Linked DNA regions of Homo sapiens: region 1 is linked to region 2. A link is a contact called in ENCODE Hi-C or POLR2A ChIA-PET data. All regions are on one chromosome and are shown on one strand. Each heading gives the region's core, a stretch centred on a gene start or an enhancer-like site at or near the end of the contact. The rest is flanking DNA. Distances are from core to core; before and after follow the strand shown.

Region 1 (5,567 bases), core at 664-3,163, 140 kb before region 2:
ACAACATTCATAGGAAGGTGTTTTGAGGAAAAATATAAAGGTACACATAAGTCTTTACTATTTTCAGTCCTCAAGTTCCATTTGGGAACTTATTCCATTAGAATTAAGTTCTAGTTTCCACAGCTATCATCTCCCACTTGCTTTTGCAAAACCAAAATAATTTAAAGAGAGTTATGGGCTGAACTGTGTCCTCCAAAATTCATAGATTGAAACTATAACCCTGCAATGTGACTATATTTGGAGACTAAAAACACCTTTTTGCAACAGCTGGAAATCAAATAAAATACAAACTTCAAAGATACCTTTGTGTCTGTATGTATTGACTCCATTGAGTTAGGTTCTCAGCCTGAGAAAGGTCCTGAAGGCCCTTACTGGGAATGTCCTGACCTGCCACATGTAGCCCAGGCCTCTGGGATTTGGATTCTTAGGAGTTGAGCCAAAGTATAAGGTGACTAGTCTTGGACCTTGAATGGCCCTTACACCATGGAAAAATTTCCCTAGTTGCATTGGAATGCTTGGGCTTTTTACTTTGGTTGAGATTTGAGGTCACACAAATGTCCAATGATAGACGCTAATGTTGAAGTTTTTAAATCTCATTTTATTTTTATATGTTTATTCATTTGTTGTACTTTGTCCAGCTGGATCCAGCTAGACTTGAGGTTCCATGAAACTAACATGTGATTTGCTATAACTGCCTGCCAGGTGATCATTCTTCTAGACTCTATGGGCATGTCTTTGGCCAGAAATAATATTTTAAAATAACCTGCTGTACTCTGTACTCTCTCTCTCTATATATATATACGTATTTTTTTTTTTTTTTGAGGAGGAGGGGGAGGAATGGGACACATTGACATGAATCCCTCAGCAGGTGATTTTGTAAGACTCAGCAGCGTAGCCTGTGCTGTTATCCAGACTAAAGAAAACATCCATTTCACCTTCATCTCTCTGGCTATGCAACCACCCTCAAATCAACGTTACTGAAAGAATTCTTCAAATTAGCACCACAGAAAGGATACTGTTCTGTGTCTGTCAGAGCTGTTTTCTCCCTCCCTTTTCAGCTGTGCTTTTCCACCTGCAGAAAACTCCACCTACTTCCTAAACCTAAAAGCAGGCAGTATGCAGGGAGGCATGCCTTTACTAGCAGGAGGGGTCTGAAAATAGCTGTTTAGCTATAAATTCAGAACCTGGTACACCTGGTGTGAGTGCTGGGCACCTGGGGCCTGACCAAATGGTAGTCCTCTTCTTCCCTCCGCATTCTGGGCCTGGTCCACATGGCCTGGCCTTCTGCCTCAGCTTCCTGCTGGGACTTGAGCCCTTTGCCGAGTCACAGCTCTCTGGACTAAGGCCCTACACGTTGCCTGGCTTCTCAAAGACCTTTCCCTCGGGGAGAATAAACATGCTCCCATAGTCTCTTTTCACTCTTCCTCCTTCCTCAGTGTGGGCAACCATTGCCTTCCTAGCAACTGGCTAGGCTCCTGTGTGAACACAGATACCCAGAGGAATGTCACTGTATTGTAAAGATTGAATATTCAGTGCCAAGTTTGAATACGTCCTGGTGGGGGGATGATGGCTTAGCCAATCAGCTGACATGTGGGACAGGAGCTGAGAAGAACATTCTCATCCCCAAAAATTGTATATAGCCCTTATCTGCTCCAAACCACATATAGAAGAGAAACCTAAGGCTCAGAGAAAAAGCTGAGGCAAGACACTATGAATCATTCATTACTTATTATTCAATAAATACTGAATATGTAGTAGGTGCAAGATAGGCACTGCTGTGGTTTCTCTTTCATTTGAGAGATTTTCTTGGTTCAACAGAAGTCCCACCCTTCCTGTATAAACAAATCTTAGCATAGCAAAAAATGAGGTTATGACACTGAGTTCTCCCTCTATTAAACCACAGGCTCCACGAGTAAAGACTGTGAAGGAGGAGCAGTGAGATTAGTCTTTTCTTTCAGAATCTGCAGAAGCCACTTCTGCTGCGTGATTAGAGAAGTGAGTTTTTTCTCTAACCTCCTTCCAAACAGTTTCTATGCCCCACAGTTTGTGGATTTTCAATAGGCAAGGGATGGGGGTGCAAACTCATAACTGGAAAGTCTGACGGGAAACGTGTATGAAAGAAAATATGAAACATGCAAACCTGAGGAAAAAGAAATCCTTTATCTAGTGAAGTCTTTAGTAACCATATTTCAAGAACTCTGATATTGTCCAGGCTTCTAATGAATGGCCTTCTGGCAATTCTTAAATCTAGAGCTTTGGTTTTCTTGTTGTTGTTGTGAATCCACATACCCCAGTCTCCACAAGATTCCATGGGGGGCTTAAAACAATAATCCTTAAACAATGCTATGAAAGATTATGCAGTCATGAGAAAATGATGTCTGGCAGCGTGTAGCTTACTCCAACAGGGCTTTCCATTTATTATAATAAAATAGCCTCTGTACTACCTGTCTGTCCATTCTCACACTGAAGGTTCCTTTTACTTGTGAAATGATTGGGGCGCAATAGAGGCCGAGTCCAGAGGCCTCACTCAGTCTCCTCTGAGAGGACAAGAACTGTTTTTTCATCTACCTCTGGTCTCTGTGCAGATAAGTAAGTTGCTTTCTCTGTATTTGAATTTCACTGAAACCATTGCTTAGCGGCAGCAACAATAAAAAGACTTCCTTTAAAAAATATATACATATATGTGTATGTTTGCATATGTAGATACAGATATATATACATACAGGCATGTGTATCTTCAAAGGTAAAAAAATCCATTTATGGCCGGGCGCGGTGCTCACGCCTGTAATCCCGGCACTTTGGGAGGCCGAGGCTGGCGGATCACGAGGTCAGGAGATCGAGACCATCCTGGCTAACACGGTGAAACCCCGTCTCTACTAAAAATACAAAAAATTAGCCGGGTGTGGTGACGGGCGCCTGTAGTCCCAGCTACTCGGGAGGCTGAGGCAGGAGAATGACGTGAACCCGGGAGGCGGAGCTTGTGGTGAGCCGAGATCGCGCCACTGCACTCCAGCCTGGGTGACAGAGTGAGACTCCGTCTCAAAAAAAAAAAAAAAAAAAAAAAAAAAAAAATTCCATTTGTTATTGCATTAGTTAATATTTAGACTATGAAAAATAGTTTAATAAGAATAATAACAAACATTTTTTAACGTATCTATGCCAGGTGCCTTGTTGGTTGCTTGATCATAGTAACACTACGGCAGCCATTATTAATATTCTCATTTTACATAGTAGCACATAAAAGGTATAAAACGGGACAAAAACCATCATCCTTCATGAAATTTAAAATTTTCCCCTAGGTGTTTTTTTAAGTCATATTTCAAAAAGATAAGAAAAATGGAACATCTGCTCAGTGAAACTTCAGGCAGAAAACGATGAACTCTTAGATTAAGCCAATTGTCCATAGGCAGTTTCTCTTGGCTTTCCTTAATAATTTAGGAATAATGTTTCCTTCTTCTTATGAAGTGATTTTGGCATCTTTGATTTGTATTACTTCGGAAAGAGCAAAGTTGGTTAATTAAAATCATAAACCTAGATGAGCTAGGTTAGGATTCTACTCTGCTAATAACTTTAATATTTCATGGTGTCTTAGCCTATCTAATAATGAGAAAGTGACTACTTTATCTTTCAAATATTTTCATTTACTTTCTTATGAGCAGCACAGCTGAAAGTTTTGTTTTGTTTTAAATGAGAAAAAAAGTATTTGTGACAATAAAAAAGCAATCATGTTTCTGGATATGTAAACATGAAATCTATAAAACAAATGTTTTGCTAAAATATGTCTTCTTTTATCACTGATTTATCTGACAGCAAAAATTGTTTTCCTGGGGAACAAAAGATTTTGTGGAGGAAAGTTTGTGTCCTAAAACAGGTTGATTATACAAACAATATATTGTAGAGTCAAGAATGAGAACCCATTTCTCTATCCAAATCAGAGATGCTTAGGTTTAAATGCTTCATTGAAATTGTCTTTGTGTTGATAGTTTAGCCACCATGCCTATCCCCTTGCCAATAATACACATTCATAAATCAGTCAGGTTTCTGTTGGATTGAAATATTGACACTTTGGCCAGAGGAAGAAAAACATGGTCAAACCAATTTGATGTCTTTGAGTCTGATTTCAGCGAATTTGATGGATCTGGCTCAAAAATATTTGTAAGTTTTAATAAGCTGCATTTAATTTTCCCCACCTCTAAACTGAGCAAGAGAGAAAATCTTAATATATAATAATAACAACCAAAATTCTCATGAAAACCTTTTTCTGTTCATTCAACCCAGAAGAAAAGGAAACTTTAATGAATGCCAACATGGACATAAAATACAGGGAACATTTTTAAATGTATTAAGCCAAACAGTGTAGTATAGTGGAAATAATATTTCAAGTCCTGGACTTGCACACTAGCTCTGTCATTTAATTGTGCGATGAGCCTCCTGAGCCTCAGAGTCTTCTTCTAAAAACTAGATCTATAATGCTTCTCTTATTTACCCCACAAGATTGCTGTATCTCAAGATTTATTCTGGTTAAAAGTCTTTTGTAAATATGTAAGTACTCCAAATCATTTTAATATTAATATTATCCTTTTTAAAAAAAAATTCGGGAGGAATGATAGTAGTTGATGTTATTGCTGTTGTTTAGAATGACAGCCTCCCAGGAGAACCATTTCCATTTTCATTGCAACTCGAGAGACAACGATCAATGCTATTCAAGTAATCTTTGTGTCATACAAGCAGGTCTGCATAGAACACTAGGTAATCAATAGTCTCTATTCTTTGATCCTGACAAAATGAATGATCAAAGCATTCTAAACAGTCAATAAGCCTGACTCTTTTAAAATAAATCAAGTATTTTATTACTTTTCCCTGAAGTGACTGCCCGAATCAGGGAGGGGCAGAGGCAGACATGCCCACAAAACTAACCAAGAAAGTATCCTCTGGTTAAATCATTGTGAAGCAGAACTGTTATAATGCTTGGGGTTTGTAAGCATACTTAAAAGAATTATATATCTATATAAACCTGTTACTAAAGTTCTTCATAAAGGTGATAATTTAGGAAGGTAAAAGAGGGTAGATGGATACATGGATGGACAGGTAGACAAACAAGGGACCAATGGATAGACAGACATAGTAGATGGATAAATAACTTAAAAGTGTATGCTTTCAGTACCGATTTTAACAATTCAGTCAATTAGGAGAAAGAAAAAAAATTACTCTTAATGACATACCTAGGGATAATGACTGTAAATGTTTTAATACTTACTAATGTTCCTTATAGTATTTTTCTATGTATAGTTTCCTGTCAGTTTATTTTACAAAATTGAATTATATTATACTATGGGTTGATGTTTGTGTCAACCCCAAATTTATATGTTGAAACCCTAATCCCCAAGGTGATGATATTAGGAGGTGGGCTCTTTGGGGAGATGATTAAGTCATGAGTGGGGAGCCCTTATGTATGGAATTAGTGCCCTTATAAAATAGGCCCAATCTCTTGTTTTCTCCTTCTCACATGTGGACACAGCCAGAAGATTCTACCTGTGGATCAGAAACTAGACCCTCACCAGACACCA
Region 2 (5,313 bases), core at 2,814-5,313:
CATGGGTGGCCCACAGTAATAAAGTAAGGTATCGAACCCAAATCTCCCAAACTCCTTTGTCTTCCTACTACGTGCACACATGCACATACACACACACACACACACACACACACACACACACACACCTTTCTATAGATATAAATATACATAGAGATATGTATATCTATATGTCTCTCTCTCATATATGTGTGTGTATATATAAAGATCCTCCCTAATTATATGTGCCATATAACATATATATAAATAGAGAGCATCTTTGAAGTTAAGCAGTAGGCCAACCCAGTATTCTCACTACTTTATTTTATCCTCATATATCCATATCTTTATTTTTTCCTTTTTTTAGCCTTCCTAAAAATCACATCGCATTTCAGAACATGGAATAGAATGTGTTTATCTTGTTAATTTTTAAAGGCAATCTAAAGGAAAAAAGTTTAAATCCAAAGTTATCCCTATATTCACCCATCTCCTCTAAGAGAAACAAACTCAAAACTCTAAATGTCATTATTTCTTGCTAGTAATTCTCTGAGAACCACCCAACATAAGAAATATGTACTCAAAACCCAAAGAAAATGAAAGGTGATATGAGTTGGGAGTTGATGATACAGAAGTTTAATTGCAAAGACAGTATCATAAGTAAAACATCATTCTTAAGAGATAAGAAAGTAAACCGGCAAAAACAGATTCTGTATCAATTCCTCATATCTATTAGCCTGATTTTGGGGTTGAATTTTTCCAAGGCTCTCAAAAAAACAATGCCATGACTATGACATAATTCAGACCATGTCTTTAAGAAAGAAGCTAAAGAGAAATAAAAAGTATTTATCCAGGTAATTCAAACCAATTTTTAACATCTTGATCACATTTGTGTAGTCTCTTCACAATATGTACAGGTAGTGTTTAAGATATTTGACTGTATCCACAGACACTGGTTTCAACTGTGGCTATGGCAGTTAGCCAGTTTTGTCATATGTTGGGAAAACTTCATCTGCCATGTTGAGTCATGAAGATTAAATGGCATCATGCAGTTAGTTGCTTAGCAAAGGACAGGCATGTCTTATTTCACTATGCTTCACTTTACTGTAAATGGCAGATATTGTATATTTTACAAATAGAAAGTTATGTGGCAACCCTGTGTAGAGCAAGCCTATTAGCATAATTTTTCAAACAGTATGTGCTCACTCATGTCTGTATCACATTTTGGTAATTCTTGTAATATTTCAAACTTTTCCATTACTATTATATCTGTTATGGTGATCTGTGATCAGTGATATTTGATGTTACTATTGGAATAATTTTAGGGCAGAATGAACCACACCCATAGAAGATGGTGAACTTAATAAAAATGTGTGTTTTGACTGCTCCACCCACCAACCATTGCCCTCTCTACTTCTCCTCTGCATTTGCTGAGATGCAAAAATATTGAAATTAGGCCAACTAATAACATGACAATGGCCTCTAAGTGTTCAAGTGAAAGGAAGAGTCAAACTTCTCTCAACTTAAGTCAAAATGCAGAAATGATTATTACTAAGGAAGGCATGTCGAAAACTGGGATAGGCCGGAATGTAGGCCAAACAGCCAAGTTGTAAATACAAAGAAAAAGGAAGTTAAAAGTGCTACTCTAGTGAACACACCAATGATTAGAAAGTAAAACAGCCATATTGCTGATATGGAAAAAGTTTCAGTCATCCGGATAGAAGATCAAATCAGCCACAACATTCCCTTAAATCAAAGCCTAATCCAGAGCAAGACCTCAACTCTCCTTAATTCTACGAAGGCTGAGGGAGGTGAGAAAGCTGCAGAAGAAAAGTTGGAAGTTAGTAGACATTGGTTCATGTGGTTAAAAAAAAATAAGCTGTCTTCATAACATAAAAGTGCAAGGTGAAGCAGCAAGTGCTGATGTAAAAGCTGCAGCAAGTTATCAAAGAGATGTAGCTTAGATAATTGATAACAGATAATCAGTATAGATGAAGCAGCATTCTATTAATAAAAGATGCCATCTAAGACTTTCATAACTAGAGAGGACAAGTCAATGCTTGGTTTCACGCTTCAAATCTGACTTTCTTGTTAGAATCTAATATAGCTGATGACTTTAAATTGAAGCCAGTCCTCATTTACCTTTCTGGAAATCCTAGCATCCTTAAGAATTATGCTAAGGATACTCTGCCTGTGCTTTATAATTTGAACAACAAAGCCTGATGACAGCACATCTGTTTACAGCATGGTTTACTGAATATTTTAAGTTCATTGTTGAGACTTCTTGCTCAGAAAAAAGATTCCTTTCAAAATATTACTGCTCATTGACAATGTACCTAGTTACTCAAGAGCTTTAATGGAAATGTACAAAGAGATTAGCATTTTCATAACTGCTAACACAACATCCATTCTGCAGCCTATAGATAAAGAAGTAATTCTGACTTTCAAGTTTTATTATATAAGAGATACATTTTGTAAGGCTCTTGCAGCCTTACAATCAGAGATAATGATTTCTCTGATGAATCTGGTTAAAGTAAATTGAAAACCTTCTGGGAAAGATTCACCATTCTGATGCCATTAAGAATATCTGTGACTCATGGGAGGAGATCAAAATATCCCTAACTGGATATTGGAAGAAATTGATTCCAATCTTTATGAACAACTAAGAAGGGTTCAAGATTTCAGATGAGGGAAGTAACAGCAGATGTGGTGGAAATAGCAAGAGAACTAGAATTAGAAGTGGAGCCTGATGATGTGACTGAATTGCCACAATCTCATGATAAAACTTGAACAGATGAGGGGTTACTTCCTATGGATGAAGAAAGTGGTTTTTTGAGACGGAATCTACTCCTGGTGAAGATGCTATGAACATTGTCAAAATGTTGGATAAAGGGCTCCAATTTTGAAAGACGTTATATAGTGGTTATTAAAATGCTATAAAACGGCATTGCATGTTGCAAAAAAATCTTTCGTAAAAGGAAGAGTCAATTCTTGCAGAAAATTTCATTATTGTCTTATTTTAAGAAATTGGCACAGTTACCCCAACCTTCAGCAACCACTACCTTGATCAGTCAGCAGCCATCACCATCAAGGCCAGACCCTCCACCAGCAAAAAGATTAGAAGTGGCCAGGTGCGGTGGCTCATGCCTGTAATCCCAGCACTTTGAGAGGCCAAGGCAGGTGGATTACCTGAGGTCAGGAGTTTGAGAATAGCCTAGCCAACATGGTGAAACCCCGTCTCTACTAAAAATACAAAAAAATTAGCCAGGCGTGGTGGCAGGCATCTGTAATCCAAGCTACTCGAGAGGCTGAGGCAGGAGAATCACTTGAACCCGGGAGGCGGAAGTTGCAGTGAGCCGAGATTGTGCCATTGCACTGGGCAGTCTGGGCAACAAGAGCAAAACTCCACCTCAAAAAAAAAAAAAAAAAAAAGATTAGGATTTACTGAAGGCTAAGGTAATCGTTACCATTTTTTGGGCAAGATGTTTTTTAAATTAAGATATATATACTGTTTTTTAGACACAATGCTACTGCACATTTAATAGACTACAGTATAAACAACTTTTATATGCACGGAGAAACCAAAAAAAAATTGCATGGCTTGCTTTATCGAGATATTTGCTGTATTGTGTTGGTCTAGAACCAAACCTGCAATCGCTATGGTATGTCTGTATCTAGCACATGATTATGCACATATAAAACCCAACTCCTTGATTCACAGGCCTCTGGATAGGAGATATGACATGCCCAAGGTCTCGCAGTTCATGTGAGGCAGGAAACTTAAGAGAGCCAGACTTCTTTAAGGAGACTGAAAGGTGATTCATTTAGTGAGTAGCGATTACAGAATTTCTAAAACAGTGGGGGCGGGGGGGGCGGCGGGGAGGAGGGCTGGAATTGTCCTCCAGCGCATACAAGGTTGTTGCTGCCAGAGAAATCCAGCAGGAAAGAGCAGCATTCTTTCACCTTTTCCGCCTCTGAAGCGGAGGAGAACTTCATTTCCCAGCAGCCCTTAAGATTCCTCCGCGCACTGCGCTAGCGTCCCGGCATTCTGCTTTCCGGCGCTCTGCCTTCCGGTGCGTCGTTTACGCCAGTTTGAACCAAAGACGCCCAAGGTTGAGGCCGAGTTCCAGAGCATGGGGTCTCGGTTGTCCCAGCCTTTTGAGTCCTATATCACTGCGCCTCCCGGTACCGCCGCCGCGCCCGCCAAACCTGCGCCCCCAGCTACACCCGGAGCGCCGACCTCCCCAGCAGAACACCGCCTGTTGAAGACCTGCTGGAGCTGTCGCGTGCTTTCTGGGTTGGGGCTGATGGGGGCGGGCGGGTACGTGTACTGGGTGGCACGGAAGCCCATGAAGATGGGATACCCCCCGAGTCCATGGACCATTACGCAGATGGTCATCGGCCTCAGTGAGAATCAAGGCACAGCACTTGGGCGGGTTGGGTATCTGCGGGGTAGAGGAAGGAAACGGAGCAGCCACGTGGGCGGGGAGGCGGGGAGGCGGGGTGCTGCCGCTGGTCAGGTGGTGGGGGCACCTCAAACAAGGTGGGAGAGGAAGTTGTTGGAACGCCTTTCTTTTTTTTTTTTTAATTTTAAGTTAGTATTTCTTGAGAACCCTTATTAGACTCAGCCCTTTTAATTCTCAGAATAGCTGTTAGAAGTAGGTATGATTATAGTATTTACTGTGGAGCAAACCGAGGCAACGAGGAGTATTGTGTTCATGGTCAGGAAATGACAGTCACTTGATCCCAGGTATATCAGATCTCAAAGCCCATACTTTTTCTCCAGGTCCTGGAGAAAGCCTGAGCGAGGGCCCTTGACCTTAATTTAAGAAATTTGCCTTGAATCCCAGATCTTTAGACGTGGATTCTAAGCTCACCTACTTGGTACACCTGGGTAATGTGGCCCACAGCCCCGTTCTGTGATCGTCAAGATGTCATCCAATCAAACGTCATGATTTTTTTAGCTTTCAAACCGATTGTCAGTGAATAGAATTTTAGGTTTCTAACTGTCTTACCTTCTTGATCCTGTATAGGTAAATTCTCCTACAGGATATTCTTTTTTTTCCTGATTTTTTTTTCTTTTTCTGTGCTTCACTTGCCTTATAAGAAAGATACAATGGTAATATATCCTCCAGAAGTGTTGTGAGGGTTAAATAAGATGGCGTATATGTGAAACACTTGGTAAATTTAAATGCAGCATAAAGGTAAGGTATTGTTGTTTTTTTTCTAGGCATTGCCACCTGGGGTATCGTTGTCATGGCAGACCCCAAAGGGAAGGCCTACCGCGTTGTTTGAAAGTACCACCAGTGAATCTGTCTTCTGTCTCTGTCCCTTTCCCCG

Evidence for each region. A loop is a pair of places that touch in the nucleus more often than their neighbours do. ChIA-PET counts read pairs that join two places held with the same protein, here RNA polymerase II (POLR2A). Pooled maps may share reads with other maps.
Region 1: a map of CD8-positive, alpha-beta T cell shows a loop between it and region 2 (6-fold over the local background). The contact joins the enhancer-like site here to the promoter of DMAC1 in region 2. A Hi-C loop is called at or near these places in 7 of 168 maps with a recorded cell type or tissue (CD4-positive, alpha-beta T cell, CD4-positive, alpha-beta memory T cell, CD8-positive, alpha-beta T cell and 1 more) and 12 of 50 pooled maps. POLR2A ChIA-PET finds 5 or more read pairs at or near these places in 4 of 52 experiments (CD4-positive, alpha-beta T cell, GM12878, activated CD4-positive, alpha-beta memory T cell and 1 more).

What each region holds. Positions count from the first base shown.
Region 1 is chr9:7,932,122-7,937,688 of GRCh38, reverse strand. All of the region lies in intron 2 of LOC105375971 (a long non-coding RNA gene), which reads left to right. Among named protein-coding and RNA genes, the nearest start is that of DMAC1, 140 kb to the right of the region's middle. Within about 2 kb of position 1,913, at least 3 of the 41 ENCODE cell types and tissues checked have a DNase peak (open chromatin) inside an H3K27ac peak, as active enhancers do; they include CD8-positive, alpha-beta T cell, where a contact is called at or near this core.
Region 2 is chr9:7,798,528-7,803,840 of GRCh38, reverse strand. DMAC1 (distal membrane arm assembly component 1) reads left to right here and starts at 4,063. Exons shown (of 2, transcript NM_033428.3): 1 at 4,063-4,380; 2 at 5,204-5,313. The coding sequence starts at 4,107. The coding sequence ends at 5,268. RefSeq lists an enhancer at 3,753-4,299.